2 separate regions of the Homo sapiens genome follow, and region 2 is linked to region 1. Evidence: chromatin loops called from intact Hi-C (ENCODE). Cell type or tissue: GM12878. All regions are shown on one strand. Links, peaks and the distances in the headings refer to the core of each region. The heading gives the core; the rest is flanking DNA.

Evidence for each region. A loop is a pair of places that touch in the nucleus more often than their neighbours do. Peaks named below come from ENCODE experiments on the same cell type or tissue, not always from the same donor. Only the 100,000 strongest peaks of a DNase experiment are listed, where the experiment ranks them.
Region 2: it touches region 1 in a loop (2.2-fold over the local background); 1 of 110 quality-filtered maps calls a loop at or near these places.

The regions. Positions count from the first base shown.
Region 1 is chr5:97,540,038-97,556,021 of GRCh38, reverse strand. All of the region lies in intron 2 of LINC01340 (long intergenic non-protein coding RNA 1340), which reads right to left. Among named protein-coding and RNA genes, the nearest start is that of LINC01340, 43 kb to the right of the region's middle. In GM12878, for the core only: no CTCF peak of the experiment used is centred there; DNase peaks (open chromatin) are centred at 7,489 and 7,821; H3K27ac peaks cover 342 bases.
Region 2 is chr5:97,914,665-97,930,648 of GRCh38, reverse strand. It overlaps LINC02234 (long intergenic non-protein coding RNA 2234), which reads right to left. Exons shown (of 3, transcript NR_146299.1): 3 at 7,174-8,518. Among named protein-coding and RNA genes, the nearest start is that of LINC02234, 82 kb to the right of the region's middle. In GM12878, for the core only: no CTCF peak of the experiment used is centred there; DNase peaks (open chromatin) are centred at 6,428 and 6,988.

The DNA of each region.
Region 1 (15,984 bases), core at 4,857-9,856:
GAGAGGATCTCTGAAGGAAAAGGATCTAATTAAGTGACCAAAACAAAAAACAAAACAAAACAAAACAAAACCCTGGCCTAGACAAGGGGGCAGGAAGTAGAATAAGTAAAGCCTGATCAATCAGACCTGGAGGTTCATAAAAAGATAACTAAGCACACAGTGGTGGAACAGAGGATGCCAGCAGGAATTACACTCCAGCCAGAAGGAATAGCATGTGCAAAGGTCCTGTGGCAGGGTGGGGCGGGGGGAGCATGATGTATTCACAAATTGACTATGTGGCTGGACTACAGAAAGCATGAGGAAGCACAGTTGGCCTGGAGAGAGAACTGGGCATCAGGAGATGTGAAGAGTGTGGTCTTTCCCAGAAAGTGGAAAAGGAGTAGAAATCTAGGAGCTGCTACCTCTGTTGGGAAATGGGAGGATGTTTTCCGGGAAGCCACAGTTAAATTTTGGTTCCTGTATGCTAACTGGCAAATTCATCACAACTTAGACATTCGTTTCTATGGAAACAAATGAGAAACAAATTATGACCAAGTTCTGGTGCTATATGTCCACTTTAAGCAATATTGCTTGCTACAGCCATGTAGTAGAGAGCCAGCACAGAATAGTCTTCAAAATCAGAGAAAGCAGGTCCAAATCTTGCCTCTGCCACTTCCCTCCTGTGTGACCTTGATTAGTTCAACTAATTTGTCTGGGCTTCTGTTTTCATCAGTTTCACATGGAGCAATGTTATGATTTAGCTCACAGAATTAAATCATCTTATTTAAGTAAAATGCTTATAAGAGTGCTGGGTGCATAGTAAGCATGCAATAAACACTAGTCATCGTTGTACTAGGCCAATGCACTCATCCACCCCCGTTGCTAGGAGAGTGAGCTGCAAAAAGCTCACAGCTGCACCTCTCCAAAAATAATGTCTTAAGGGATGGGAGAAAGCTCACCCAAGAAATGCTGCCTCCTGAGCCAGTTTGAACTGATATGGAATACAGAAGCCTGCCTCACTCTGAAGGGTAAAAATTCTGTGGTCCTAATCACACTCTAGAACTACCTGGAGGACGAAGCTGAGACCCCATTTTTACTTGGCTTCTTCCCCTGTCCTAGGCTGCTTCCCTGACAGTTTCCTCCCAGGGCACTCTCAATAAATCGCCTATACAAGAATCCTTTCCTTTGCTTCTTGGGACCTGAACCGAGACAGTTATCATAATTCATGTGTTAATCTACCCTTTCTCTGAAGCTTCTCTGAAGCTTTTAGTAGCTTCACAGACTAAAAGCTTGGCTCAGTTGACTTAAAAAAAAAATAGGTCTTGGCTATCTGAAGGTTCCACACTCAGTGCTCAATTAGCACTTTTTACAGATTTCTATTGTTTGTGTATTTATTGGTTTACCTGTCTGACAAGAAGCCCCACCAGACTACGAACTTCACAAGAGTAAGTGCTGTATGTTAGTTTTTACCCCACCAGATATAGCACACGGTCTCATATGATAACCCAGCAATTCAATTTAATTCACTTAATTAAAGTGTAGAGTTGTACAATAAACAGATTATGACATTACAATCAGAAGCAAATCTCTTATGGAACAGAGAATCTGAGTGCACTTTCACTTAAAAAATTAACCCACCCTGACCCAAATGACACTTTACCTATTGCAAGCTGCTGGCGCATCTGTTCACTTACACACAGTTTATGAATGCTGCCTTCCAGTTGTTGCTGCCTCATTCCTATACAACTTTATAACAGTTTTTAAAATCTGATTCTGTAACATGTTAGGAAATAAATCAGGCAAGAAACTGACAATCAAAATCCTTTTGGGGTTTGAGGAAAATGACTCAGCATGCAAAACTCTCCACAGAAGTTTACTGTATCCTTAAAATTTAGCTTAAAACACTGCTACCTACAATGCACTCATATTCATCACATTAATAGATTTGACACTGAGGCCTAACAAAAGCAAAAATATTCAGAAGGTAGTTTGGGAACAAACATTATTTCACAATACATTATTTCACAATGTAGGTCCAATAAAGATGAATGGGACATTTTAAATAAAGAGATATTTGCAAATGAAGTAATTGCTTGATGGAGTCCTATACCTGATGAAATGACTAGAGGAAAAATCTGAACTTGAAGAAATTCACAAACCAGGCAGTTAGCTCCGAGATGATTTGGAATGCACTGCATATGCATGGCCTTATTTACATACAGCATTCTACCAGCTGCAAATACAAGATGTGGATCTATAATATGTACCCATCTACTGTATCCACATATACAATATCTGATGTAATGAAATGGAAACTTCTGATTCCTTCACTGTCATAATCAACACATTTATATTCATGCTTCTTCTTTTTATTCATCCCAAGTGCTAAGTCACCAGGAGGTACTAGGCAATACTTTTAATATCCTAAGTCTTGTTTTTCCCTGTAAAATGGAGATAAAGCCCATTTCGTTATCAAGTCTAAATATCCTGCTGATCAGCAATAAAAAAGAGAAAAATATGCCAAATTGAACATTTTTCTTTTTTAATTTCAAGAATCAGATAAAAAATGAGCAGCACCTTGGATGTCAAAAATAGGCTAGCAAGAATGCATGTTGAAAGTTGATTTGACCAGATAATTTAAATTGGAATGTCTAATTCGCAAAATATGAATTTAAAGAAATAAACATGGTCACATTTTTCTTTCTGAGAAACAAAAAACAGCATATGCTACAACTTTGTTTTCAACAAATAAGGGAATAGTGTCTCATATGTGTATGTGTAAATATCACTATTTACACATATACACATATTGAGGGTAACATAGAATATATAGGAATTTGTTTTAGAGAGAGTTTACAGGACAAATGTCAGTGGATAATTTTAAGCACAATGTCAACAGTGCTCTATTTTTCTTCCTGCTAAAAATGTCATAATGAAACAGTGAAAATCACTTTTTCTCCCTAATTAAAGGCCACATGCTGCCTCTGTAGTAATCACAGATCTCATTAGTGCCCACTGAGAGTTATGGTATCACTCACATTAAACAGACACTTTATATCAATAATCCCATGTGTTTCATGTGTTTGCATCTTTTGGTTGTTGCAAATAAATTCATTGATTGAAATCTGATTTGTAGAAATTTGTGTTAGCATTTGGAATGTGAAATCATTTTTTTTTTCCCTGAGAGATGTGGGATAGGGACAGGATAAAATGTGTATTAGGCAATGATGAGCTTCAGTAAGATAATAATACATGTCTTATTTTTGATATGTGATTTAATACCTTTTCTATAGACAATTCACCACAAGAAACTCAGTGTGATGTTAACGCATTTACAGATCTGATGCTGTATCTGTACTATCCTTTCTCCATTAATAATCACCCCATCCCATAAAAGAGAAGATAATCAAAGATTTAAAAAAAAAAAAGCACATATTGATCACCTGTTCTGTACCTGGCAGTTAAGTTGTTAATTTTATGTCATACTTATGCTAGCAAAGTTAAGTGGAGAGTGGCAGCCATCGTCCACAGGAGTCATATTTTAAATAATTTGCCCAAATTTTAATCCACTGTCTTTTTTCTTCTTAGAGATGAGCTCTCTTTATGTTACTCAGGCTGGAGTGCAGTGGCTATTCACAGGTGAGATCCTGGTGCACTACAGCCTGGAACCCCTGCACTCAAGTGATCCTCCTGCCTCAGCGTCCCATCTCAAACTCTCTTTGGGTGCTAATGAGATCTGGGACTCAGGGGCACTCATCCACACCTGGCTTGTCCACTGTCTTAAGCAAATATACTCCAATACACACATTTTAACCTGAAGATTCTCAGAAGCACATTCTGAACATATTTTAAATGCCTTTTAGAGTAAATGGAATGATAAATTCATGTATCAGACTTTTACATTAAACTGTAAGCCCCTAGAAGGTAGGAATTGCATCTTACTCAATTTAGCATTTTTGAAAGTATTTATCACTATGGTTTTCTTTCCTTTACATTGAGTGAATAAATGCTATATATGGTAATTGCTAAATAAATATTTATTGAAGTAAAGAATATTTTACCGTATGTGGCAAACAGACGCTAGAGTGACCTCCAATGATTCCCATCTCTTGTTCATACCTTTGTGTCCAATCCCCTCCCACTGAGTGCAAATAGGACCTGTGACCTGCGAGTTGCTTTTTTTGTTGTTGTTTTCTTTTTTTCTTTTTTGGAGACGAAGTCTCAGTTCCACTCTGTGGCCCAGGCTGGAGTGCAGTGGCATGATCTCAGCTCACTGCCACCTCTCAGGCTCAAGTGATTCTCCTGCTTCAGCCTCCAGAGTAGCTGGGATTACAGGCGTATGCCACCACCCCCAGCTAATTTTTGTATTTTTATTAGAGACAGGGTTTCACCATGTTGGCCAGGTTGGTCTCAAACTCCTGACCTCAAGTGATCTGCCTGCCTCAGCCTCCCAAAGTGCTGGAATTATAGGCATCAGCCACCGTGTCCAGCCTGCTCCTAATCAATAGAATATGGCAAAGGTGACGACATGTCACTCCCATGAGTAGTTTATATTTTATAAGACTCTGTCTTAACAGTCTGAAGGGAGAGACTCTCCTTGCTGATATGATGAGTTAAACAGCTGTATTGGAGAAATCCATACAACAAGGAACCATGGGCAGCCTATAGGACCTGGGTGGACTCCAGCTCTCAGTCAGCAAAATGCCAGCCTGCTTCATATGTGGCCACCAAACATATATTTTAGGAATGTAAAAAACAGCTTAAGACTTAACAAAATATCTTGCTGTACAGCAAAATTATTCTTGACATTTCTTTAAAAATAAAATAGTGAATCACAGACTTTTTAGAATTTAGGGTCCAGAGGTTGCAAACACATGCTCCCAAAGACCAGACAAGAAATATAAACAATCAAAGCAGTCCAGGATTAGAAAAGCATAGTAGAGCAAGCGCTGTATAAATGGCAATTGCCATTCATTCTCATTGTTAGGGACGTGATAGAAACTGCAAGACTGTGGCAAGGTAGAGAGCATAAGCCTCACCTAAACACTGCAGCTACTTCCTGCCTTCAAATGATCATTGCTCCCACTATCACTAGATCTTTTATCATTCATTTTGAAAAAATAAAAAACATGAATTATTATGGGGAAAAATCACCTGCTGTCTAACATTGAAAAACTAATTATTATAAGGTGTTCAGTCCTGACTTGGTCATGAAGGGCTAGTCACATAAGACACGCACTCTGATTTGACTCAAGCCCTCATGTTAGAGCTGAGGAAATAAAGATTCAATAAGGGTAAGTTACCTGTAAAAGGCCCTACAATTAGGAAATAGAAGACTTGGTAATTATAAATCCAGTTCATGCACCTGGAAACTATAATAAGTCATTAGAAATTAAGAATTCACAGGCAATCCTTTTTGAGTATAAATTATTAATCCGTGGCAATTGACTAAAACAAGGTACAGAGAGTTTTTTCATGGAAATGGCATGCTTGTGGGTTTAAAGAAGCCTCATTTGTTTATTTGGACGTTCAAAAGACAAAAGCAAAATAAATGCAAAATTCATTCAGTGTAAGTATGACAAATAACTATTTACCAGTCACATGCAATGCTAACAGTGCTTTAAATATTCATATGCTTCAGAGTGAGGCTGTCAGCTTTATCCTTTGTCTGAGTCACACTGCCTTCCACTAACAGAGAGTGAATGTCAAACCACAGCTGGGCTTCTTGGGATACAGGCAATTAAGGGATTCACAATAGAGGTGTTTCTCCTCTAGGTTCTCAGGAGTGATGGAGCAAAAGAAATCCAGCATCCCATCTTCCTGTGCAGAGCCACCCAACCTTTCACTCAGCTGTAGTTTTGGTCTTTCACTCAGCTGTTTCTGTGGTTTATGACTTAGTGGCATATAACTCAGATTTCAGATCTGATCATTTCAGTAATAATTGGCCAGATGTGAAAGTGTGGATAATCAATAGTATTATTGTATCCTGGGTGGTCAACAGGTAACAGGTACACAAATTCATATGATTTACAACTCAGGCAAACTGGCAGATACACTCAGGGTGCCTAATAGTGTAGATTTTTAAAAAGGAAGAAATATCAGTAGCAGTTTTTTTCTTAGGAAGATCCAATGGATTTTTAGATTTGCATTATATCACTGTGCTTATTCAACATACTATTAAGAACACTCAAAATTTAGCTGAGCCATTATTTATACCAATTAAAAGAGGAGCAAAATAGCCTAAATTTGTAACTGAAAAAGATTTGAATTTGGCTTTGGGGAACATTAAGGAATTTTTCCCTCATCATGTTTACTAAATACCTGTTGTAGGGATGACTCACTAAGTAGCTCTAGAGGGAAAGAAAAGGCATTGGGAAAGTAGCCAAATGTATCTTAATTTGATAGATTGAATCCCTGCCATTCATTTTTAAAAGATTGGTTACGGACTCGTCCTTTGAAGAAACCCTCTGTTTCATCCACGTTTCTGGCTCCTAACAGAGAATCCTCCCTGCGCTTCCCCCTCACCAAAAGAAAACAATTTGGAAAAATTATCTTCCTTTTCATATTATAAAGTTTATTAAAGTAGTGTGTACCTGGGCTCAAAACAAACAAACGAAAAACAACTTAGTACAGAAAGGTTTATTTTGAAAAGCAATTAATAACTATTTGTAACATTTTTTCTGTCCCCTATTTGTTCTGGCAAAAGAGAAACGCTTTAATTCTGCTAATTGTTCCCGTTTCAGTTGTAATGTTGATAATCTTTAAATTTTAAAAGAAAATCTTATGCATTATTTCCAGATTTATTAACTGTCATATATCATTTATTGACTTTTTGCTATGATAAATGAGGATAAAACTGACTCTCTAGAAGCACTACCCTGGTTCATAATTGAGTAGGAGTGGTCAATCCTCATTCTATTTTTCAAAACTAAGAAAAAAAAGTTAAACTAGTAGCATGCTTTTCTTCACAGGATGTCTTTTAAATCATTGCCAAGGACACTGCTACTTTAGGCATCAGTGAACTGGAATTCTATAGAGGTATTAGAATGTTGAAACCAAAGAATATGATTGAAGATATGGGTTGGTGAGTCAATTACAACTATAATCTTCTGCTCCCTTCTGTTTCTCCTACCTTGAACCCCAAGCAACCTTCTCCAGGAAATCTTTTAATGATTCTCTTATCTATCACTTTCAATGATGCATTTTACTCATAGACTTTCATGATATCTATAGTTTCTTGACTTCTTACTTTCTCATTTGAGTTTCAGCTTCACTCTTGTCTCCTAAATGAAGCTAAACACTTCTAATCATTCTCCTTAAGGGTTAACTTGCCCCTGCCTCATTACAGAACTATTTAGTTACCAAGAACCAAATTACTGTCTTTCTACTATAACCTCATGTCATTTCTATCCACACATTTAGAATTGATGTGGTGGAAAGCACTATCCACCAGGAACCCACAAGCTGACTTCCACTTCTTGATTTGAATGTGTGGCTTGGGACACATCTAGAAAAACAAAGGGATGAAGTAAATGAACCCTCAGCTCTGACCATCTGCCTACTTGGTGCAGGCACAGTGGTTAGCCTCCTTTGGCTTTCCAAAGGGCCGACACTTTGTCAATATGCACCACTATGGCCACACTAGTTGTTAAGGGCAACTTCTGTTCTGATTGGTCAGTACCCAGTCAGAATAATCTATTCTCCCAACCAATATTTATTGGGTTCCTACCAGCAGCAAGGTATCTACTAGACCCTGAATATTTATTGGATAAAATATATATTCTAAGTCAAAGTGTCTCTGCTAGTAATGTAATGTGTGACTTTGGCCCAACCACTTAACATGCCTGGGTTTCAGTTTCCTCATTTGCAAAACAGGAAATGTTCAAAGTCTGTTTTTCTCAAGTGATTTATGAGTCAGTAATGATTACACTCAAATTGGTAGAATTCACTTTTTAAAGTTACAAGTAAAGGAAATAGGTCATATTTTTACAAAAGCAATATGTTAGTTTTTAATTATAAAGAAAAGTAAAGCCAATTACCAGGGGAAAAATCAGTGCAGCCATTTTCTCCCTGAATAAATGTCTAATTATCTACAACATCTCATTTTCCAGTTTCTAGCCATATTTATATATTCAGTTGTTATTGGAATTTTCACCTTGAGAAGATATCCTGATTTGACAGAGCAAAATATAAAATATGATCTTGAAGATAAATAAATCCATTGAACTCTGCCAACCACAATCCCACTCTGTTCAAAGCTGCAGTCGGGTTCTAATTCCTCAGCAAAGAGATGAGCCTGTGCTCTGTGCCAGGCTGTGTGAACCATGTGACACAACAAAATGTGTAAGAAATTATCTCCACCTTCAAATAGTTTAAGATGCAGTAATGTGACAAGCACAAAACGTAACATGACTGTAAACAGACATGGCCTGGTGAGTCCCTAACATGTCATGACATTTCAAGAGCAAGCACTGTGTGGTTTCACAGAAAAGGGCTGCCAAAGAAGATGGGATGTAAATCTCACTGATTAAAAAAAATCAGTAGCTAACACACACAGAGACACAACATATATGCATAACACCTATGCAGATGTGTTTATGTGTGTGTGTATATATAGTGAGAGTGAAAAATGAGAACCCATTCTTATCATTAGATTTAAAGAGAACACATACATGAAGTACTTAGAACAACGCTTAGCATATAGTAAGGGCCCTAAAAGGATGAGCTGTTAGGTCATAGGAACACTGACATTTGAGAAGGCCAGAACACCCATGAGAGTCACAAATGATCACTGAACATCCTTCACACCCCCAAGCCCCAAATTTCTGACCCCTCTCTCCTGACAGGTTTGCCAGCAGAACCCAACTAGATGGACCGGTTCCTCTGGAACCTGTGGTGGGCATGCCACCCAGGTAGGCCAATCAAAGGGCCTCATCTGCTTGGCTATTTTGGTTGATCTACCAAGAGGCACGTAACACTGGTGGCATCAGATTTCTTATCTGGATTTTTCTCAAACCTGCCACTGCCCTATTCCTGCCAACCATGCAAAAATACCAATTTATTCCATGGAAAGAGAAAAAAGATTAACTAGGAGGAGAGATCTCATTACCTGACAGGAGATAATGTCTTTGAAAAAATTAAACAAGCACCAGAGAACAGAATAACTAGGGATTTGTAGCCTTTAAAATATTTTAGCCTCTAGAGATACCTATAATTGTGCTTTTAGCATGAAATCTATGAAATAAATTTTGAGATTTATGGATATTTATTTTTCCTATGAAAATTTTCTTGGAATCATAATGGTGTAGTTTCTGCACTATGTCTTTTAAAAGCTAGTTGCAGGTGGGATCTCTCTCTCATTATGTGAAAGGCTAGCATTTGCTCAATTTAAATGTGTGTATTCTTTGCAATCTTTCCCTAACAAGTTTCTTTATAGCACATCTCTTGAAAAAGTGCAGTATTACTTGTTAGAAAATAAAACTTTTATCCTTTTTAAAAAGCATTAATATATGAAGTTAATAATCTTGATTGTAAAAAAGAACTTTCTGAAAGGAAATGACACTTTTACAATCTTGAGTTGATAATAGGACAAAAGAATGACTTCATGTATAAGAAAGACAGAGAGAGAAGTGTTCGAATGTTCTACAGAACAAAGACCTCAGAAATACAAATCTCAAAGCCATTCAAGAAATAATTAAGCAAGTTACACATGAATATGCTGTGCTATGAAAATGCTGAATTAAATATCTGTAGTGTATCCCCACCCAACTGCAGGTAAAGACTGCTACTTCCTTTTCTAAAGAAGTATCCTCTATAAGAAAGCTTTCAGCCAACAGTAATAGTCCTTTGTGTAACTGCAGATGTTCAGCAATAGGCATTATTGAGTCGGCAGGGAAGCTGCTCACCAGATTTTAGAAGGAGATGACTATTATAATAAAAATCTGTCAGTCCTGCAGTCACAATTTCAATTCAGCCCTGACCCATAAGCAGGAAATCCATCTGCAGTGTCTCAGTTCCCCTCTGGCTTATCTTCAGCCTTGGATGCTTTTGCATACTCTCCTCTGCTGCTTCCATTAACCAATTAGGTGCTGAGGCAGAAGCAATCTTAACCTTGACAGCCCCTTTATACTTGGTCTCTATTTTTCACTGCTTTGTGGCACAGTCACACTGGCATTCTATGTTATTAATAATGTATATTTTATTAGGTGATTTTTATTAGCAATTATCTGTCATTTGATAAGCCTATTTATTAGCTTTTGCAGCCATGTAACTAACCCAAGCAGGACTTTCAGAGGAGAAAATAAAGACAAAGGAAGACAAAGGCACTAAAAGAATGAAAGATAGATATGGGAGTACACTCTTGAATTAGGAGTTTGCTGACTAGACTAAAAAAAAAAAAAAAAAAAAAAGCATATTGAAAGATTGTGGGCAGACTTACTCTTATAGGATGGGACCTTGCTGTTGTAGGGTACTGCTATAGGGATTACTGATGAGATTGATTCAGAAGTGAGAATATCAAAAGTGAGCTGAAGAAACCAGTAGTAATCAACAGCTAGCTACCAGGAAAAAAACAAAACATCTAAATCCTACTTTCAAGACTTTACAGGTACTTTTCAGCCCTCATCAGTTAAAACTCTGTGCCCTAGTCTCCAGGGAAAAGCAAGGATAATGATGTTTATAATGTTCTAAGTCCTCATCAAAACACAGTCAGATGGCTTTGTACTGAATGCCTTTCAGCCTGTGAAAATCTGGGGAGCTGGCCTGAGGCTTTATCGCTAAATCTGAGAAGGTGCTGCTTTTCCATATTTCCCTCCCAGCATCTCTGAATTTGTAAAAGTCACCCACCCTCCGTTTCTCCATCTGCACATCAGAGGAATCACAGTATCCACCAACCTAATTTGTGGGGATATATGAGTTTCTAATGAGACAATATTTATATAGAACTTTGAGCTTCTAGGGGGATCTGCTCTATAAATACTAACTATTCTCAGGGTAATATTAGCACAGTTAATTGGATAAAATGTGGGCATTTATAGTTAGATAACAAGAAAAATAGTCCTTCAGCAAAAGAGAAAATGGCTGCTGGGGGATTACCCCTGGAATTATTCATCTGTCCTCCTTCTCCTGTTTCTGTTTAGTATGAATGGCGAGAGTGGGGAGTGTGGAAAAACAGATGCGACTCAGAGGTGAGACACTAGACCGCGGGAGCACATTTACATCTGGGTGTGTATTTGGGATTTGACCTCTCAACAAAGAAAAGGACACATGAGGCTTCTTGTTTAGATTTAAAATATAAACAAATAAACACGGAGGGAGAAACACTTAGTGGTGTGGCTCTTTCACTTTTTGAATTAAATTATGTTTTCTTAAGGAGACATGCTGTATGTTAAAGGCAGAAATGGAGAGTGGGAAAAGGAAGAAAATAAAGGGACAGGTAAACCATGTGCACAACAAAGAAAAGCAAAAGTTAGTGGTTTATAGCAGTAAGTAACGCCTACTCAACACTTGACAGTTAATCAACATGCTGATTTCATTTATTCCACGAAACGATCTTGGAAGTGAGTGTTATTAGATCACCCTCTGTCTCAGCTCTGGCTGCAATAACAAAGTACCAAAGATTGGGTGGCTTAAACAACAGAAATGTATTTCCTCACAGTTGTAAAGGCTGAAAGTCCAAGATCAAGGTGTCAATAGGGTTAATCTTTTTTCTGAGGTTTTTCTCCTGGGTGTATAGATTTATGTCTTTTTCCTCTGTCTTCACATGGTCTTCCCTCTGTGACTATGTGTGTCCTAATCTCCTCTTCATATAAGGAAACCAGTCATATTGGAGTAGGTCCCACCTTAACAACCCCACTTAATCTTAATTATATTTTTAAAGCCCCTATCCCCAAAAACAGCAACATTGTGAGGTACTAGGGATTAGGTCTTCAACATAGGAATTTGGGATGGTAGAGAGGACATAGTCCATAACATCCCCACTTTATAGACAAAGAAAATGAAAGCAAAGAAGGGTACGTGATTGTTTTAAAGGCCCACCAGACCCCTTAACTCAAGTATCTGGTGGCTTGGGCTCAAGTTCTAAGTTCTGTGTCCAGAGTCTTCACTCTCGTGGGATGGAAGAGCTACAAGGGTCTGGTGTACGAGAGAGGCCAAAGTCAGAAATGCCTTTGCACATCTTCAGAAGACAAACTAATTCAACTGAAGCCACTCGTAAGAAAAAAAGACCAAGTTAAGGAAAGAAGTGTTAGTTACATATTACTATTTGCCATTCACAAATATCCCCAAACAACTAAAAAGAGGCAAAAAGAAACTTCAAAAGTACCAGAATTGATCAGAAATTACCTCCCCTCATGGAAATAGATATCTGATAATGTAGCTCCTTGATTACAAACTATCTCTAGTTTATGAAGTTTGTCATAGGCTTGTAAGAATATTGTGGGGATAGCATGGGGAGAAACAAATTAATTGGAGATATTTAGGGTAGATTTTTATTATTCTTACTTTGTCACACACACGTACAATTGAGAGTTACTTCTTACAGTTCTGTTTCCAACTTCATGCCTATTTGAGAGTTTCATTATGTTTCCATGTTTTATTAAATATTTTGACTCCAGGAAGTATATTTTTCCATCTGTTTTTTTGACCGTTCCCAACACTAGGCTTACGAAGGTATCTACTGGGAGGGTCCAAACATCTGGATGGAGTTTATCAGCCAAATGTCTCAGGAGAAAAGAACATAAATGTCCAGAAAGAGTGAGTAGGCAAGGAGCCCGTGTCAGTTTTAACAGCAGTTAGTTGTATCTCACTTTCCCAAAATGTGTTCTTTACTCCTTTTGCCAAATGATCCCTCCTTCCTTTTTATTTCAAAATTTCTCCCTCTGTATGCATTTTGCAATTAATCTACATCATTTTTTTTTCTTTTTTTTTAAATCCTAGAAAAGAGAAACATATCCATCATTTATGCCAGAAAGCCAAAGCAGTTATTATCGGACCAGTCTCAACTCTGAACTGAACCACTTACCAAGTCACCAAACCTTACTTCTTCATCTGTAACTTTCAAATACTGTAATAACACCTATGGGGACAGTTTTACGAACGTGCTACCTGTGCAATCAGACATGACCCCACTCTTAGAAGAGCTCCATGCTTGGTTTAATGTCTGCTGTTATGGTCTTGAAATTCTTAATCATATTTGAACAAGGAATCTTGCATTTTCATTTTGCACTAGATCTCACAAATGATGTAGCCAGTCCTGCATACCTGCTCTACCTACCCTTCAAAGCCTAAAAAAAACTGCTTTGTAAACAAAAAAAAAGTGCTCTAAAAGTATAGGTGAAGCCAAAGTTCATTTTCACTATATGAGCATGGCATACTAAGGAAGTACATACAAATCAGACCAGCTAGGAAGAAAAACCATGGGGCAGGAGTCAGACTTGGCATCTAGCCTTGGTCCTTTCACTGTTGGGTTGGCTTGGGCAAAGCATTTCATCTCTTCATACCCCAGTTACTTCACCTGAATAATTACAATTTTCAGTTCTCTTCCCCGATGCACATTAGTACCATGTAGGGAGTTTTTTTAAATGTCAGTTCTTGGTCCTTCTGAGAGGTGACAGCGTCCCGACAGCCCTCACAGCCCTCGCTCGCTCTCGGCGCCTCCTCGGCCTTGGCGCCCACTCTGGCCGCCCTTGAGGAGCCCTTCAGCTCCCTGCTGAACTGTGGGAGCCCCTTCCTGGGATGACCAAGGCTGGGGCCAGCTCCCTCAGCCTGCGGGGAGGGGTGGAGGGAGAGGCATGGGTGGGAACCGGGGCTGCACATGGCGCTTGTGGGCCAGCAGGAGTTCCGGGTGGATGTGGGCTTGGTGGCCCCACACTCGGAGCAGCCGGCTGGCCCCGCCGCCCTGGGCACTGAGGGGCTTAGCACCCAGGCCAGCAGCTGTGGAGGGTGTGCCAGGTCCCCCGGCAGTGCCGGCCCACCGGCACTGCGCTGGATTTCTCCCCAGGCCTTAGCTGCCTCACCGCGGGGGCAGGGCTTGGGACCTGCAGCCCGCCATGCCTGAGCCCCACACTCCCCACCCCGTGGGCTCCTGTGCGGCCGGAGCCTCCCCAACAAGCACCACCCTGTGCTCCATGGCGCCCAGTCCCATCGACCACCCAAGGGCTGAGGAGTGCAGGCGCAAGGCGCGGAACTGGCAGGCAGCTCCACCTGCGGCCCTGGTGCAGGATCCACTGGGTGAAGCCAGCTGGGCTCCTGAGTCTGGTGGGGACGTGGAGAACCTTTATCTCTAGCTAGGGGATTGTAAATACACCAGTCAGCACTCTGTATCTAGCTCAAGGTTTGTAAACACACCAATCAGCATCCTGTGTCTAGCTCAGGGTTTGTGAATGCACCAATCGACACTCTGTATCTAGCTACTGTGGTGGGGACTTGGAGAACCTTTGTGTCCACACTCTGTATCTAGCTAATCTAGTGGGGATGTGGAGAACCTTTGTGTCTAGCTCAGGGATTGTAAGCACCAATCAGCGCCCTGTCAAAACAGACCACCGGGCTCTCTGTAAAATGGACCAATCAGCAGGATGTAGGTGGGGCCAGATAAGAGAATAAGTGCAGGCTGCTGGAGCCAGCAGTGGCAACCCGCTGGGGTCCTCTTCCACAGTGTGGAAGCTTTGTTCTTTTGCTCTTCGCAATCAATCTTGCTGCTGCTCACTCTTTGGGTCCACACTGCCTTTATGAGCTGCAACACTCACGGCGAAGCTCTGCAGCTTCACTCATGAAGCCAACGAGACCACGAACCCACCGGGAGGAATGAACAACTCCAGACGCGCTGCCTTAAGAGCTGTAACACTCACCGCGAAGGTCCGCAGCTTCACTCCTGAGCCAGCGAGACCACGACCCCACCAGAAGGAAGAAACTCCGAACACATTGGAACATCAGAAGAAACAAACTCCAGACACGCTGCCTTTAAGAACTGTAGCACTCACCACGAGGGTCCGTGGCTTCATTCTTGAAGTCAGTGAGACCAAGAACCGACCAATTCCGGACACACTTCCCCCAAAAATTATTATTTAATTGTTCTGGGGTAGAGCCTGAATGGAGCTTGAGTTTGGGTATTTTTTAAAGTTTCTAGGTAGGTAAGAATATGTAGCAATTAGAATTTGAGTGTAGATTGGTATGATCGCTTTGGAAAATAAGTAGCCGTGCACACCAAACTGAACATACACATATATCATGGTCCAATGATTCTATTCCTGAGTATACGCCCCACAAAATATTTACATATATTCACCAAAATATTTATAAAGTAATATTGATGGCAGCCCTGTTTGCAGTAGTCCCAAACTGCAGTCAACACATGTCCATTAACAGTAGAATAGGTAAATAAATGGTGGCATATTCATAAATTAGGTAGTGGACAACAATGAGAATGTTTTCCAGGAATGAACTATTGATATTTGCAGAATTTCACAAACATTGTTTTGGGCAGAAAAGGAAAAAGGCCTGACACAGAAGAACATAATACTCTATTATTCCATGTATATAAATTTCAAAAATAAGCAAAAATAATTTATAGTATTTAGTCAGGACAACAGTTACTTCTGTGGGGAAGATAATGACGAGGAAAAATATGGGGGCTTCTGTGGCTAGAAATGTTCTATTTCTCAATCTGATGGTAGTTACAGGGGCATATTTACCTCGTGAAAATTATTAAGTTGGTGCAAAAGAAATTGTGGTTTTTAATAATTGATATGGTTTGGCTGTGTCCCCACCCAAATCTCATCCTGAATTGTAGCTCCCATAATTCCCATGTGTTGTGGGAGGCACCCACAAGGTAACCGAATCACGGAGCCAGGTCTTTCCTGTGCTATTCTCATGATAGTGAATAAATCTCATGAGATCTGATGGTTTTATAAAGAGGAGCTCCCCTGTATATGCTCTCTCTTGCCTGCCGGCATGCAAGATGTGACTTCGCTCCTCCTTTGCCTTCTACCATGGCTGTGAGGCCTCTCC
Region 2 (15,984 bases), core at 3,573-8,572, 380 kb before region 1:
TGTATAATTATCAAAATGTATTTTAAGGTAATAGTATACATTTTACAAATGAGATAATAGAAAGAGATAAAATAACTTGTAGTGATGGAGTATGAATTTGCACTTTGGCCTTCAAAATTCAAAAGCCACTGCCATGTAATGACAATATTCTATTTACAGCTACTATGTGACCGATCCAGAATTTGAGCCCCACTTTGGGTTCACAGTCCATGGTTTTTCAATTATACTATACCACCAACCTAAGAAGTTTTTACACATTGAAATTTGTTATAATATTTGTATTTACTTTGCTGGGGTCCTACAAAGTTCAGGAGTCCTCAAGACCTCCATCACTTCTGATACCAACTACAAGCTTGGAGGTTCCCCAAACCAGTTACTTTTGATACCAACTAGAAGTCTGGGCATCCCCAAGACTTCCCTCACCTGCCCTCACTGTTAGCACCAACTGAAGATTCAGAAGTCTGCCCAACCATCTTGGGTCTGACAGTTCACTACAAGAACTCACATAACTCACTTAAAGCAGTCTTCCTTACAGACATGGTTTACTATGATAAAAGAATACAAATTCAATGTATTAGCCAAAGAAGAGGCATACAGAAGAGGATACAGGAGAGTCTCTGACAAGGAGTTTCCCATTGTCTTCTCCTAGTGGAGTTGAGTAGAGAGCACAAGTTTATCTAGAAATTATGTGTGACTATAAACACAGAGTATTGCCAGCCAGAGATGCTTACTCAAGCCTTGGCGTTTAGACACTATGGTGGGACTCAGTTATCCAAATATAGTTGACCACCCGCATGTCTGATCTTAGTCTCCAGCTTCCCCCAGGTCAAGTTGATATCACATGATTCAAGGTCCCCTATCATAAATCACATTGTTAGCATAGACTATCTGGCATGTCCCAATGCTCCCAGGTAAACAGACACTCTTATTAGGTAGGACATACCAAGGGCTTAGAAGTTATCTCCCAGGAATCGAGAGAAAAGGACAAGTCTCTCTTAGGGCAAAGTTGTCTTTGTTGAACAGGCCTAGACTTCAGAAACCACTATTCCCAAGATCTCTGACTCACATTCCAGTAGGAAGATTTTCATGTCAAGTCATCATGAGCTAACAGTTATCACCAGGAGGAATATCTACAATTGCATTATTTATTCTTCATTTGAAATTTTTGTAATATATACATTTGCTATTCTTCTATGGCATTCAGAGGCATGTTTTATAATTCAAATTTTAGAACATTTTATTTTTCTTAGACCTAAAGATAGTCACATATTCTGGAACAATTGAATATTGTATATATATTTTATAATATTTGTATATAAAAAAATGTCTGTATATATTCAATAATATATGTATATATGTACACAAATGAACATATTTGTATATATTATATACATATAGAACATATACACATATATAATATGTACACATATATCTACATATGCATATATTTGTGTACATATTATATGAACATATATTAGTGTGTGTATATATGTATATACTATTGAATCACATCAGGTACTGTTAAAGATGAATTTATTCTGACAGGCTGGTTCTTCCAAGATGTTGTTGTGTAGAGTGGGGAAACAATCTGGAGCACTCATCGAATGTTAACTGAGGTGATGATATATGTCTATAACCGAGTTCTTGAAACACAATAAGCAATGCACATGTGGTGCCTATTACCACTATTTAAAATTTAAAATAGAGAATTATGTTTTTCTACCAAAGAATATCTAATAATAGCTAACATTTGTTCAATTAACAAATAGTTTTAAGCCCTTATTATTGTTGTTTTTTTTTTTTTTGTTTTGTTTTGATTTTTTTTGGCCAGGCACGGTGGGAAGGGGATTATTTCACTTCCCTTTCCTGTACAAGTTTTATGTAATAAAATATTTTAAAGAGTGCTGCTTTACTGTGATCACTGCTGCACCTACTGCTTTCTATGGATTATCTCAGGTAATTATTCCACAATGCTAAGGTGTGGGCTTGAATCCAGATGAAAAGACTGAAACAGACATCAAAATTGCACTCCTAGCAGACAAATATACTTCTTTGCTGTCATTACCCAAAATTAAAATTCCTTATATCTGTACATTTAAAAAAATGGATTGATTAATTAGGAAAAGGTAAAGTCAGGGAGGACATGGTGGAAAAGCCATTATATTGACAATTCAATACCACATATGTCAAAGGAATCATTTCCTAGCTAATTGTTTCTCTTTTTTCAACTGGTTTTATTAATCTTTAAAACTGAACCCAGGGAATTTATTTTGTTTAACAAATACAAATCTTAAACAAACAAAATTTGATAAATCCAGGCTCTGTGAGTGACCAAGTAGACGAGATATCTCTGCACAATTTTGTTAAAATCTCTCAACCAAGCCCTTTAAGGTAATCAGAAACACAACTCTAACAGTTTACTTGATTTTGATTTTTTAACTCTGTTAAAAGAAAAACTTCAGCTGAATTAAATTTAAGGGAGTTGAATTGAACAAATATAGACCAATGGAACAGAACAGAGCCCTCAGAAATAATGCTGCATATCTACAACTATTTGATCTTTGACAAACCTGACAAAAACAAGAAATGGGGAAAGGATTCCCTATTTGATAAATGGTGCTGGGAAAACTGGCTAGCCATATGTAGAAAGCTGAAACTGGATCCCTTCCTTACACCTTATACAAAAATTAATTCAAGATGGATTAAACACTTACGTGTTAGACCTAAAACCATAAAAACCCTAGATGAAAACATAGGCAATACCATTCAGGACATAGGCATAGGCAAGGACTTCATGACTAAAACACAAAAAGCAATGGCAACAAAAGCCCAAATTGACAAATGGGATCTAATTAAACTAAAGAGCTTCTGCACAGCAAAAGAAACTACCATCAGAGTGAACAGGCAACCTACAAAATGAGAGAAAATTTTTGCAATCTACTCATCTGATAAAGGGCTAATATCCAGAATCTATGATGAACTCCAAAAAATTTACAAGAAAACAACAAACAACCCCATCAAAAAGTGGGCAAAGTATATGAACAGACACTTCTCAAAAGAAGACATTTATGCAGCCAAAAGACACATGAAAAAATGCTCATCATCACTGGCCATCAGAGAAATGCAAATCAAAACCAGAATGAGATATCATCTCACACCAGTTAGAATGGCGATCCTTCAAAAGTCAGGAAACAACAGGTGCTGGAGAGGATGTGGAGAAATAGGAACATTTCTACACTGTTGGTGGGACTGTAAACCAGTTCAACCATTGTGGAAGACAGTGTGGCGATTCCTCAGGGATCTAGAACTAGAAATACCATTTGACCCAGCCATCCCATTACTGGGTATATACCCAAAGGATTATAAAACATGCTGCTATAAAGACACATGCACATGTATGTTTATTGCGGCACTATTCACAATAGCAAGGACTTGGAACTAACCCAAATGTCCATCAATGATAGACTGGATTAAGAAAATGTGGCACATATACACTGTGGAATACTATGCAGCCATTAAAAAGGATGAGTTCATGTCCTTTGCAGGGACATGGATGAAGCTGGAAACCATCATTCTCAGCAAACTATTACAAGGACAAAAAACCAAACACTGCATGTTCTCACTCATAGGTGGGAATTGAACAATGAGAACACATGGACACAGGAAGGAGAACATCACACACCAGGGCCTGTTGTGGGGTGGGGGGAGGGGGGAGGGATAGCATTAGGAGATATACCTAATGTTAAATGATGAGTTAATGGGTGCAGCACACCAACATGGCACACGTATACATATGTAACTAACCTGCACGTTGTGTACATGTACCCTAAAACTTAAAGTATAATAATAAAAAAAAAACAATTCACAAATCAGGCAGCCTCCAGAATCACAGCAGATTCAGAGGGACTCCAGGGGTACCTTGTGGACAGAACAAATTTATAGACAAGAAAAGCAAAGTGAAGTACAGAAATTGGAATGAAGTACAAAAACAGCTGGATTGGCTACAGCTTGGCATTTGCCTTATTTGAACACAGTTTGAGCATTCAGCAGTGCATGACTGGTTGAAGTATGGCTGTTGAGATTGGCCAAGACTCAGCCACTGTTACAGGCACATACTCCTAAATTAAATTTTCAATATTATCTACTTATTATGTTAGATTGCAGTTCATCCACAAGGACTCAAATATAGAAGTATGGAGTCCTTCTCAGGCCGTATTTAGTTTGCTTTAACAACTCTTACTGTAAATACAGAAGAGCAGGGCACATTAGTATAACCGCTGTGAAAAACAGTATCGAGATTCCTTTAAAAACTGAAAGTAGAACTACCATTTAATCCAGCAATCCTACTACTGGGTAGCTACTCAAAGTAACTCAGGAATGGAAAACCAAATAAATGTTCTCACTTATAAGTGGGAACTCAACTATGAGAATGCAAAGGCATAAGAATAATTAATGTAAAGGACTTTGGGGACTCAGGGGGAATGTTGGGGGTATGAGGGATAAAAAAACTACATATTGGGTATGGTGTACACTGTTCAGGTGATGGGTGCACTAAAATCTCAGAAATCACCACTAAAGAACTTATCCATGTAACCAAAAACCAACTATATTCCCAAAAGCATGGAAATAAAAATTTTTAAAAATCAGCTGATGTAATTTTGACATAAATTATCAGATTCTCCTGGCAAGTATTTTTAAGGCTTCTTTTCATAAATTTGTCAAATGAAAATGTAATCTGATTAGAAGAAACCCTTCTAACTGCAACTAAAATAAGCAAAACACTGTTGCTGCTGTAATAAGGTAAGCCAAAGGGTGATATGGAAAAACATATACTCATAATACCCTATGTAGATAATTAGTATTAAAATGCTCATTAAACTTATATGTTTGGAAGAATTTTCAGGATTTCTGGGAATGAAGGAGTATTCCAGTAACAAACAACAGCCTAAAATATGGTGGTGACAACCAAAATGAGTAACTGAGCATAATAAATCTTAAATCATCAAGGTTTATTGAGCCAGCCTGAGGGTGCACCCGGGAAAAACTCAAGTCACAGGCACATGTGGCTGTTTTGTCCAAAGAGGTTCTCCAGAGGTTTAGTATTTATATATTTTATCTAAAAAGTGGGGAGGAGGGCAGCAGTGAAAGGAATAAAAACATACTGGCGAGACTTGAGTTGGTGTTTGGTAAATCTACTTTTTACGTAAGATAAAGTGAACATTTGAAGAAAAGGAAATAGAGGAAGTGGACATCTCAGGGAGGGATGAAGGAAGGATGAATCTCGTTTTGTCTTTGTTCTGTACCTGGCATGACTTTTGAAAGAGCTGGTTTCTGTCTAGCCCTGAGGGAAGAAAGCCTAATGACACTTAGCAAGGGAGTGGGGATATAACGCATGTCTGATCCCCCATCCCATCATGGTCATGAACTCAGCTTCCAAGGTTTCCATGAGGTTCCTCTTGACGAAGAGAGGGTTGGTTCAGTCATCTGGGGGCTTAGAATTTTATTTTTGTTTCTCAGTGGGCAATTTGAAAAGACAAAATATTTTATTATGTCAAATTTTCTTTCTGGGTGACTTTGAATTCAACAGTGTCAAAGCAAAGTATCTTCTCAAATCTTTATTTTTCAAACTACCTAGGAATTTTATTAGTAAGACTAATTAGATGAATGTCTCTGTTTTAATATGCAAGTTTCTCTTCTTTCATTATGTTAAAAACTGAATAACATTTGGATTTTAGCGCATCAGAATTAAAAATAAATGTTAAATAGACATTTTCATCAGTTTTCAAGTAGATTAGACAATAAATATTTCTCATATAGAAATGCAACAAAGTAAAATACCAGAACTAGGCTTTCTGAAAAAGGACTTTTTCAGATACCAGATATCTGTAACAGCAGTTACAGGATATACACATGAAGGGTCAAAGCAAGGGGAAATTGAGAACCAGGTACAAAATGTATCTAAGAAAACTGTGTGGTCAAAATATAGAAGAATTAGTTCAACAGTTCAACTGTGTGGCAAACACCATTACATGAGCAGAGGTTCCAAAATACAGGCCGCACAAGGAACACTGCTTACAAAAACCAGAGCAGAGCAGTTAAGAATATAGAGGTGAGGTAGCAAAAAAGATGCAGTTGCCTGAAGGCTGAGAGATAATATTGCAGAAAATTTCTCTATCAATTAGTTAGCTAGTGTCTTTTTTGGGTAAATAACAAACCTAGTTTCAGAATTTCCATAAATCAGTACGTGGAGTGGTTAGGTAAATCTTGAGCACAAGGACTATGTCATATGTTCTATTTAATCCCCAGGGTATATTTAGCAAGGTGCCTATCACATAGGTAGTGCTCAATAAATGCTTGTTAAATAAGTGACACCAACCATGAACTTCCTGATGTCATAGTCTCTGTTATATACCACTGTGCTATTCACAGCCCCAAGCACTGTGCTTGTCACAGCTCAGTGAATATTTGTTGAAGGGATGACAGTGATGGCAGTCTTCAAATATTGTCATGAAAGATTAATTTTGCAAGGTTTTCAGGGTGTCAAGCTGTCCCTAGCCTGCTCTGAAATTATTTACAAGGTTTATCAATCCCACCCATTCTCATAGTGAGTTTCAGTTCTTAGTCTCGTATTGAAAAGCTGCTTGTCAAAAATATATTTATCTCTCACTGGCTTTTTAACACTTGGGCTTATTAGCCATGTTGTTTATCAAATAATAAAATTAAAATTTACAGTAACTATTTTCTACCAGTAAATTTTGTTTTCTAATTCACCTGTAATTGCCTTATACTTAAGATTTTTTGGATTCTAAAAGTTGTATTGATTGTAAATTATTTCTTGGATTAGAGAGTAATGCCACTTAGAAAATTAAAACCAGAACTATATTCAAGCACCTTAGACCAAAGTCCAATTTTAAGGCAGTTCTACAAAGCTGAGGTTATGAGTCATGGGCTCAATTTTCACTTTAACCAGCTAGTTTCATACTCTACCCTTCATCTCAGGCAACTTTTTAGCAGCTATGTATTGTTTATCATCAATGACTTAAGGCATAAAATGTGAATGTCAGTAGTGAATATCCATTTTCACTAAAGAAAAAAAATCAAATTGAATGTCCCATTGATGTTAGAGCAATAGCTTCATGATGCAGCACATACAATGTCTTAAAAGCACATTTATTCTGTTTGCACTGAGCTTATCAATTTATTGATAGACCTTGGTACAATATGAAATACAGGAGGACTCAGAAGATGGGCAAAATAATTAATGAAAAATGTTTTCTTTTACATCAGTAAATAATGCTGTAGATCTTCACAGTACATTGGAAGCACATTCTCTTATATGAAGAAATGAGTAAACCTTGGGAAAGTCATTTTATAAAACTTTGTCTTCTTTGGTGCTGTTTGTTTTACATTCTATAAAACAGTGCATTTTGCTAACTAAAGAATACTAACGCTTCCTTCTTTTTCAAAGATTCTAATCTTCTAATTACGTATTCAACTCACATGTATGATTATATCCTGCCCAAAGTCTCTAATTAAGATGCTCAACATTATTCCAGTTCCATTATCCTTTAATTCTATATATCATTCTGATTTTTTTCCCCTGTGTCGGGACCTATGAACAGATCTGATAGTGAGACAGGAAAGGTAGGCTGGCTGTATGTAAGTCAGCCTGTCTATGCTGAGAGCATCCTTTGCCAACCTGCACAAGCACGGTTTGGTGAGCGTTGGACAATCGCTTGTCAGGCATTACTTTCAGTGTGTAATGAGGCAGAGATGAGCCACTTTGTAATATAAAAACAAATGATTAACTGGCAAATAAGCTCAGAAAATGAAATAAACCAAACCTGACAATACAGTATAAGTGGCTCAGGTAGGAAAGATAGCACGGCATCTCATATTATTGATTTTAATTAGCAGGTAGAGTGGACTGAAAAGAAACAAAAGGAACTTCCTTCATAAACAAAAGGTTTTGCTACAATGATTGGTTAAGATTTGCTCCCGTTTTGTAAGGCCAACATCTAGGGCACATAATCTAAGTTGTCTGTCTTCTTTCTCTCTCTCTTCCCCCTCCAACTGTTCTTTCCCTCTTACTTTTTCAAATATAGCTAATTGGGGGATGAAGTGGTGGACACAGGCACAGGGGGCCTAGAAGAAGAAGATTTCGCTATGTATCTGGGTGTTGTGGGTTGGTTGTATTCTGTCTCCCTGCCCCTCACAAAATTCATATATTGACGCATTAATCTTTAATAGTTCAGAATGTGATGGTATTTGGAGATAAGGTCTTTAAAGAGGTAATCAAGTTAAAATTAGGTTATTAGGGTGTTCCTTTTTCCAATATGACTACTGTCCTTATAAGAAGAGGAAATTTGGAAACAAATACAGAGGGAAGACGTGAGAAGACACAGAGAGAATATGGCCAATGGCAAGCCAAAGGGAAAGTCCTGGAACAGATTCTTCCTCAAGGCCCTCAGGAACCAATCCTGCTGACATCTTGGTCTTGGATGGTTAGCCTCCAGAGCTGTGAGAAAATAAATTTCTGTTAGTTAAGTCACCGAGTCTGTGATACCTTCTTTATGGCAGCTCTAGCAAACTCATATACTGTTTTTTTTTTTTTACAGAATTAATTCTTTATCCATCGTCAGTGAGGCTGTACAGTTTTTTCAAGTGAGATTGTCTCCAACTGAGAGTCAAAGTATGTGCTTCTAATGCAAAAAGCACTGTACCCTCTGGTGCCTATATTGAACTGTTGAAGGCATTTTACAAGTGAGGCCTGTGTTGAATTTCTGAATATTAGTTGTACCCTCATCCTGGTTTAATATCCCTTTGGAAAAAAATCTGGTCATTTAAACTTGCCAGTAACTAAAATGGAGAAGGTATCCACATAGATGACAAAACCCAAACAATTCTTCTGCCTCTAGGGAAGTAACCAAACCAGGAGTGGTTACTGTGGCAGGTTAAAGATGGTTACAAATTCCTGACCATTCCTACCACCCAGAGATGGAGATCATTTGTGTACTTGCCAAATCTGGCTGAGCCAATAAAATATGATGGAAGTGACATTATGCCCGTTCCAGCCTAGTCTTTCAGAGGACTGGAGGCTTCCATTTCCTCCTTCTTGAATGGCAGTCACCATGTAAGAAATCCAACTCCTCTGAGACTGCCATGCAGTGGGAAGCCCACCCTATCTTCACAGGGTGAGAAGGGCACGTGGACAAGCCTGAGTTGCCACATATGTGAGAGAAATCTTTGTGGCTCTTCCCACCATCACAGCCATTATCCAAGGACAGGGGAGTGACAGACTGTAGCCAACAGCACAAACTGAGGTCACACATATGACCCTGCCTTTGTCAGTTCAGGCTACTATAATGAAAGACCTTACACTGGGTAGATTATAAAACAAACATTAATTTCTCACAATTCTGGAGACTGAAAAGTCCAAGATCAAACTGCTGACAGTTTCAGTGTCTAGTGAGGGCCCACTTCTCAGTTCATACTCCCAAGGGCCCTGCCTCCAAATTCCATCACAATGGGAATATGATTTCAACATACAAATTTTGAAGAGACACAAACATTCAGTCCATAACAGGCCCCAAGCAAACCATTTTAGCCAATCCACAGGTGTATGAGTCACCCCAACTGACCCCACCTGACTCTATGAGGCAGAGGGGAGCTACTCTCCACATTTCTGACCCTCAGACTTGGGAGCAGAGATTTGGAGTACTTTTTTATGCAGAAAAAGGTAAGTGAAACAAATAAGCTATTGAGGCTTTATAAAGATGTATTTAGAAACAGTTTTTATGCCATGTGTCTTGAATATAAATAGTTTTGTATCAGAGAAAAAGAAAGCATCTGTGAAACCAGATAAATGTTGACAGATTAGGAGCTCTCAAGTAAGTGTGAATTTTTATTTGATTCAGTTTCACTCTTGGGTTCTGCAGTGTTAAATAGAACGTTCAATAGCGTTACAGTTCTGTCACTAACTTGGGAACCTCTCTGTAAGGGAATTTCATTAATGGATCCCTTTGGTTGTGACCACAGCCCTTTGGACCTGGTAGGCAGTTTGGAGATTAGCTAGCTTGACTTGACTTTACCCAGCAGAAAGGAAGGCTTAGAGAGTTTAAGTGACTTGCCCAATGTCATAGGACCTATATTTGACTTGGGCAAGATCTCGGATCACCTGACATGCAAGGCAGAGTGCAGAATCTGCAATACAATTTTATGAAACTTCTAAATTATTAAAGATGATCCTTTTAGTAATTCCCATATTTAAAAATTCTACAAAATTCAACATTAGGATGCACCAAGATCTTCATCTTTGTCCAGCACCTTATTGCCACTATGTGTGTGCATACATATACACACACACATACACGCGTGTATATACAGACACATATACATGTGTCTGTATATACACACACATACATATATTTCAATATGTACTTGTTCCTAGTTTAACTTTTGCATGTGCATATATAAACATACTAATTGTTATAATATGGACATTTTTTCTGTGCATAATGTATTAGTGTCATGAAGTAGGGTACAAAACTTGGAGAATTTCTGGAAAGAGTTCAATGTAATGGAGATTGGTAAGCTATTAATATAATAAAGGCCACTTGTATCAGGCATTACTGAAAGAGAAAGACCTGCCCCATCAGTTTAAACCCAATCTTCAGAGGCTGCCAGCCATGTGCAACCAGAGATGATGTATTCCACTGTGTAGCTGGAGCTCTGACGATACTGTGATGGGAGTCAGTCGGGACCTCTGTGTAGAAAGACTGAAATTACTTCCACATTACAGTGAACACAAAAGAACAAAAACCTTATTAAACACAGATTTAGCTCATTATTCTATAAATCTCTCCCTGAAAACGAAGCTAATCCTTTGTCTCCGAATATTAAACACAACACTGATATTATAGTGAAGATAGGGATAATACCCTCCTCTATGTCTTGGCTCACCTCTGTCATATCAATGAGGAAAACATGTAATTGCTGTGGCTAATGCCTGTGAATAAGAGGGGCTGCCCACTAGATCTGGAGTCAGATTCCTCTATCTGGTTAGCTAAACCATCTTTCCTGAAAAATCTTTCCAGACTGATCTTCACTCAAAAGGCCTTCAGTGCAAGTTAATCTGGGGTTTCAAGTTGCAGAGGTCTTGGATGGCAAACGTTATGTTTGTATTCTTTAGTAATTATATTTGACTAAAAACACATTTGCCACTGGCTCTGCACTCAGATTAGGAACTCCTCAGGACCAGTGTCAACACCTCAGTAAGGCCCCTCAATTCACACAGGATTGGAGAGTAGCTTAGATTTATGTACATCTGCCTTTTTCCCCAATAAATACATTTGTTCATGGATATAACAGAATCTCCTCTATTTCTGATGATGTTATGTGCTTAAACTTTTATTAAGTACCATTTTTCCCTTTTAGAGAGTTGGGCATGAATGTTTTGTATCAGGAGCTGTCCAGTAAAGTTTAGGACTAACTCAAACCTGGGTCTATTCCCAGACAAAGTTGAAAATGGAAAAAGTGTAATTCTTACAATAATTAGTCATTGCCTTCATCACTTAAACATAAAAGCAAAGTTTTTGATTGATATTTGGTATAAGGGGTGGAAAGAAAGGAAAATTAATAACAATCAAGAGACAGAGAAAGAGAACAACAACAAAAAAGAAACAAGATAGAATTAATGAATAAGGGCTAGAAAACCAAGATGTTCTTAAACTCTAACTATGCTTTTTTTCCTGTTGTCAGCTGCTTTATTACTGCCAAACATTTTCTCCATTGGATTTTTTCCATTAAATATAATTGGTAACACAACACAATAGGACTGGACAGATGAGGCCAATTTTATTCCCTTATCTAAATTCATACTCGATGTTCTAACAGCTGGGCTCATACAAATTAATTAAACAAATAGCGGCTCCAAATTTTTTTTTTTTCAGATATGAGATGGAAGGCAGCTTGCTAGGAACCAATCATGGATATTGAAATCACATTCAGAGTGGGAAAAAATTCCAAATGTTTTTACTAATGTTGCCTCTTTACCTATAAACCAATATAGATATAAAAGTAAATTCTCCTTATCAGGCTATTGCCATTTTCACAGAAGAATTTTCATTTTATGTTGAATTATATCCTCTATTTTTTGATATTTATTTAGGAAGAAGGTGATGAGTTAAAACTGCTGGTTTTTCATCAACAGATCTAGATGTCTTTCAGGTCACAAGCAAAGAATGTAGGATTTTCTTACCCCCATGGACTAATTTCTGCATAAATTACTGTACATTTTCCAGTCTCAAAGGTTACTGTAACCTTTGAGTTGCCAGTAACAAAGGTTACTGTGCTTTTAGACAAATGAGATCAAGTAAAGTGGGAAGAGAAAGGCCTCAGGTCTGTATGTTCAGTGACACTGCACACGGAGTAGCTGTACTCATTCAGTTACCAGTTTCTTCCTATTCATCCAGTTAGCCTGGGGCAGATACCTGTGCCATTTTCCCATGTATATATTACCTTTCCCAACTACCTATCTTCTTCTTCTCAAATACTGTCAGTTTATAAACATCTTATCAGTTTTGAAGGACTATTTTAAAAACAACCTTTTTATGATGAAAGACTTTATCATCTGGATTCTGATAATACACAATAACAATCATTTTTAAATTAAAAAAATTCTTAGATGTTGCAAATGATATACTGAAATAATTTGAATAAAATAAAAATGTCAAAAAGAAGATCAAATCCAGAAGCTAAAAATCAATAAATTGAAATGTATAAAGATATAAAAGTTCTCTCTGGAAAGTGTATCACATATCACAAAGTTTCACTTCATTTTTTCTATTGATTTTGTAAAAATTACTGAGAAACTTGAATAATTCAATATAAAACTATGCAAAAGTATGAAAAAGTAGTTCACAGAAAAAGCAATTTGTGTAATGAACAAAACATAAATATTACTTCACCTATTACAAAAGATCTAACTCAAATTGACTTATTGTTTTCATTTGTTGTATTAGTCAAAATCCAAAAGTTGAAAGTATCTACTCTTTCCTGCAACAACACTAAGCAATATGTTGGGGTGGTTAACACCATACAGCTGAACTGCTTATGTTCATAGTGTAGCTTCATTATTTATCAGCCACATGATTTTGGCTAAGTGATTTAGGCACTCTACTGTGTTTCAGATCCTTCTCTTTAAAATATGGGGCTGGGCATGGTGGCTCAGTCTGTAATCCCAGCACTTTGGGATGCCGAGATGGGAGGATCACCTGAGGTCAGGAGTTCAAGACCAGCCTGGGCAGGAACATGGTGAAACCCCATCTCTACTAAAAATACAAAGAAATTAGCCTGGTATGGTGACACATGTCTGTAATCTGAACTACTTGGGAGGCTGAGGCAGCAGAATCTCTTGAACCCGGTGGGCAGAGGTTGCAGTGAGCTGAGATCCTGCCACTGCACTCCAGTCTGGGCAACAGAATGAGACTCTGTCTCACAAAAAATAGATAAATAAAAATTTAAAAAATAAAAATAAAGGCCGGGTGCGGTGGCTCATGCTGTAATCCCAGCACTTTGGGAGGCCGAGGTAGGCAGATCACGAGGTCAGGAGATCGAGACCATCCTGGCTAACATGGTGAAACCCCGTCTCTACTAAAAATACAAAAAATTAGCCAGGCGTGGTGGTGGGCGCCTGTGGTCCCAGCTACTCGGGAGGCTGAGGCAGGTGAATGGCGTGAACCCGGGAGGCGGAGCTTGTAGTGAGCCAAGATCGCGCCACTGCACTCCAGCCTAGGTGACACAGCGAGACTCCATCTGAAAAAAATAAATAAAAAATAAAAAAATAAAAATAAAAAATAAAATAAATATGTGTAGCGATATAATGTCTAAAGCAGAGTGAGGATTAAATGAGTTAATACATGTCAAATGTCAAATATAATAAGTTGTGTTTAGCAGTGACCACTCTGGAAAGTTAGCTATTGCTGTCCACTTTGGGAGACAAATTTTATACAACATATATACAAAAAAAATTAGCAATGTTCATCAACATTTTAAATGACAACACTCCTTTACCTAAGAACTAAACTTCTGAAAACTTACCACATAGATTTGATAGAAAAACAAAAATGAGATAGAAAAGATACAGATTGCAGCTTTCTCATTGCACAATATAGATCTAGTATCATAGCATATAAATGAGAAGGAATGTTTTGTTTAAGTAAGTTGAGACTTTAATATAATGGAAAACTATGCAGACTGAAGCTTTCAAAAAATGTGATAGAACCATCTAAGGATATGGAAAGAGTCCCCAAAGTGTCATTAAGTAAAAGAATAGATGTGTAAGATAGGATATGTGCATGGTCTCTTTGGTGTAAATAGAAGGACACATATTACACATAGTGGTATGTGTCTATTTTTATTTGGAAGAATAAACAGCAAATTAATCCTGGTTAGCTTTGCAGACAAGTACTAAGGAGGTGACGAAGATTTTCTTTTCATAATTTTATACCTTTCCTAAGTTTTTGAATTCTCTAATCAGTAAAAGTTCATGCTTCAATTTAAAATCACCAGAGATTATCTGGTAGGTGAGATTGTAGTCTGCTTTTATTAATTTTCAATATTAAAATATATTTGAGGGCAAAAAGAAATCTACCTAAAGAACTTAAAAATTCTAAAAATGTGTTATATGACAGTACCACATTTATTATTCTCTTTTAGAAACATAATCCAGTCTTTTGAGTTTAAATTTTTATAAACTAAGAATATTATGTAATGTTATATGCAAAAAAGCAGTATATAAATTTACATGTAGACTGATTATGACTAAATGGAATATTCATGTTAAAAAATGAATACTGGTTAAAAAATCATCTTAAATGTATAAATATATGCAGAAGATATATGCAAAGTAAAAATTTCTTACATTGGAGTAGTATTTTAAAAATAATTACCATACAAATATGAAAAATTGTAGTTATATGTTCATATAATTTTATTGGTATGTCTAAATTTAAACCAATTCCTAATTAGAAAACCAATTAAGAAGAATGAGGCTATTTTGATAACAAAAATTGAAATCAGACATTATTTGATGACAGATAAGATCTTATATCAACCTCAGCATTTATGAAATGTATACAAAACATTGGTGGTTTAAACTGAACTTTGATTTAACTTTCAGGAATTATTGTGTTTTATAAAACAGACTTTTAGTTTGTACTCTTCAGATGGGCATTTGGTCAATATTGCAGTTGGGATATTTGCATGTTCACTTCTTCCACTAGCTCATAAGCTCCTTGAAGAGAGCAGCACAGAATTAATGCAAACATGAACTTTGGAGCCATATCCAGGTTTGTATCCCGGTTCCTTCCTTTTCTGGAAGGGGTGTGACCATGACTGGATTATTATTTCTCTTAGCCTCTCAGCCTCATGTGTGAATGGAGGGACATTAAGCCTTTCTCACAAGATTTTCTAAAGCATTAAATGAAATGATATGTTAGTAGAAAAGCAATTAGTTCAAAATAAAGTCCATACCCCAAAACCTCAAAACCTTTTCCCCTTTAAATATGTTGACATTGTCCCAAAGTCTTTTTAAATTATTAAACATAGTAGGTATTTAATTCATATTCTCCACATGATAGAATTAAGGGATCCTGTAGAACTTATATCTCTTTTATATTCAAGAAGCATAAAGTGGAGTCATCTTGGATCAATAGCAACAGTAAACTAATTTTTTTAAAACAAAACACCTATTCCAAAAATTTCTTGGCAATTTGATAAGCTTGCTGAAGATGAGATGGATTGGATGAGAAAAAAAATATAAACTTTCTGCAAATTTGAAGAGAAATCCAGATGCTCTAGCCAGTGAAACAGTTGTCAATGATTTTGCCATTCATACCCCACCCCTTGAATGCACACCATAAAATGACACAATGGTGTATTTTGTTTTCTTGAAAGCAATTAACTGTAAGTCCTGCACTGATG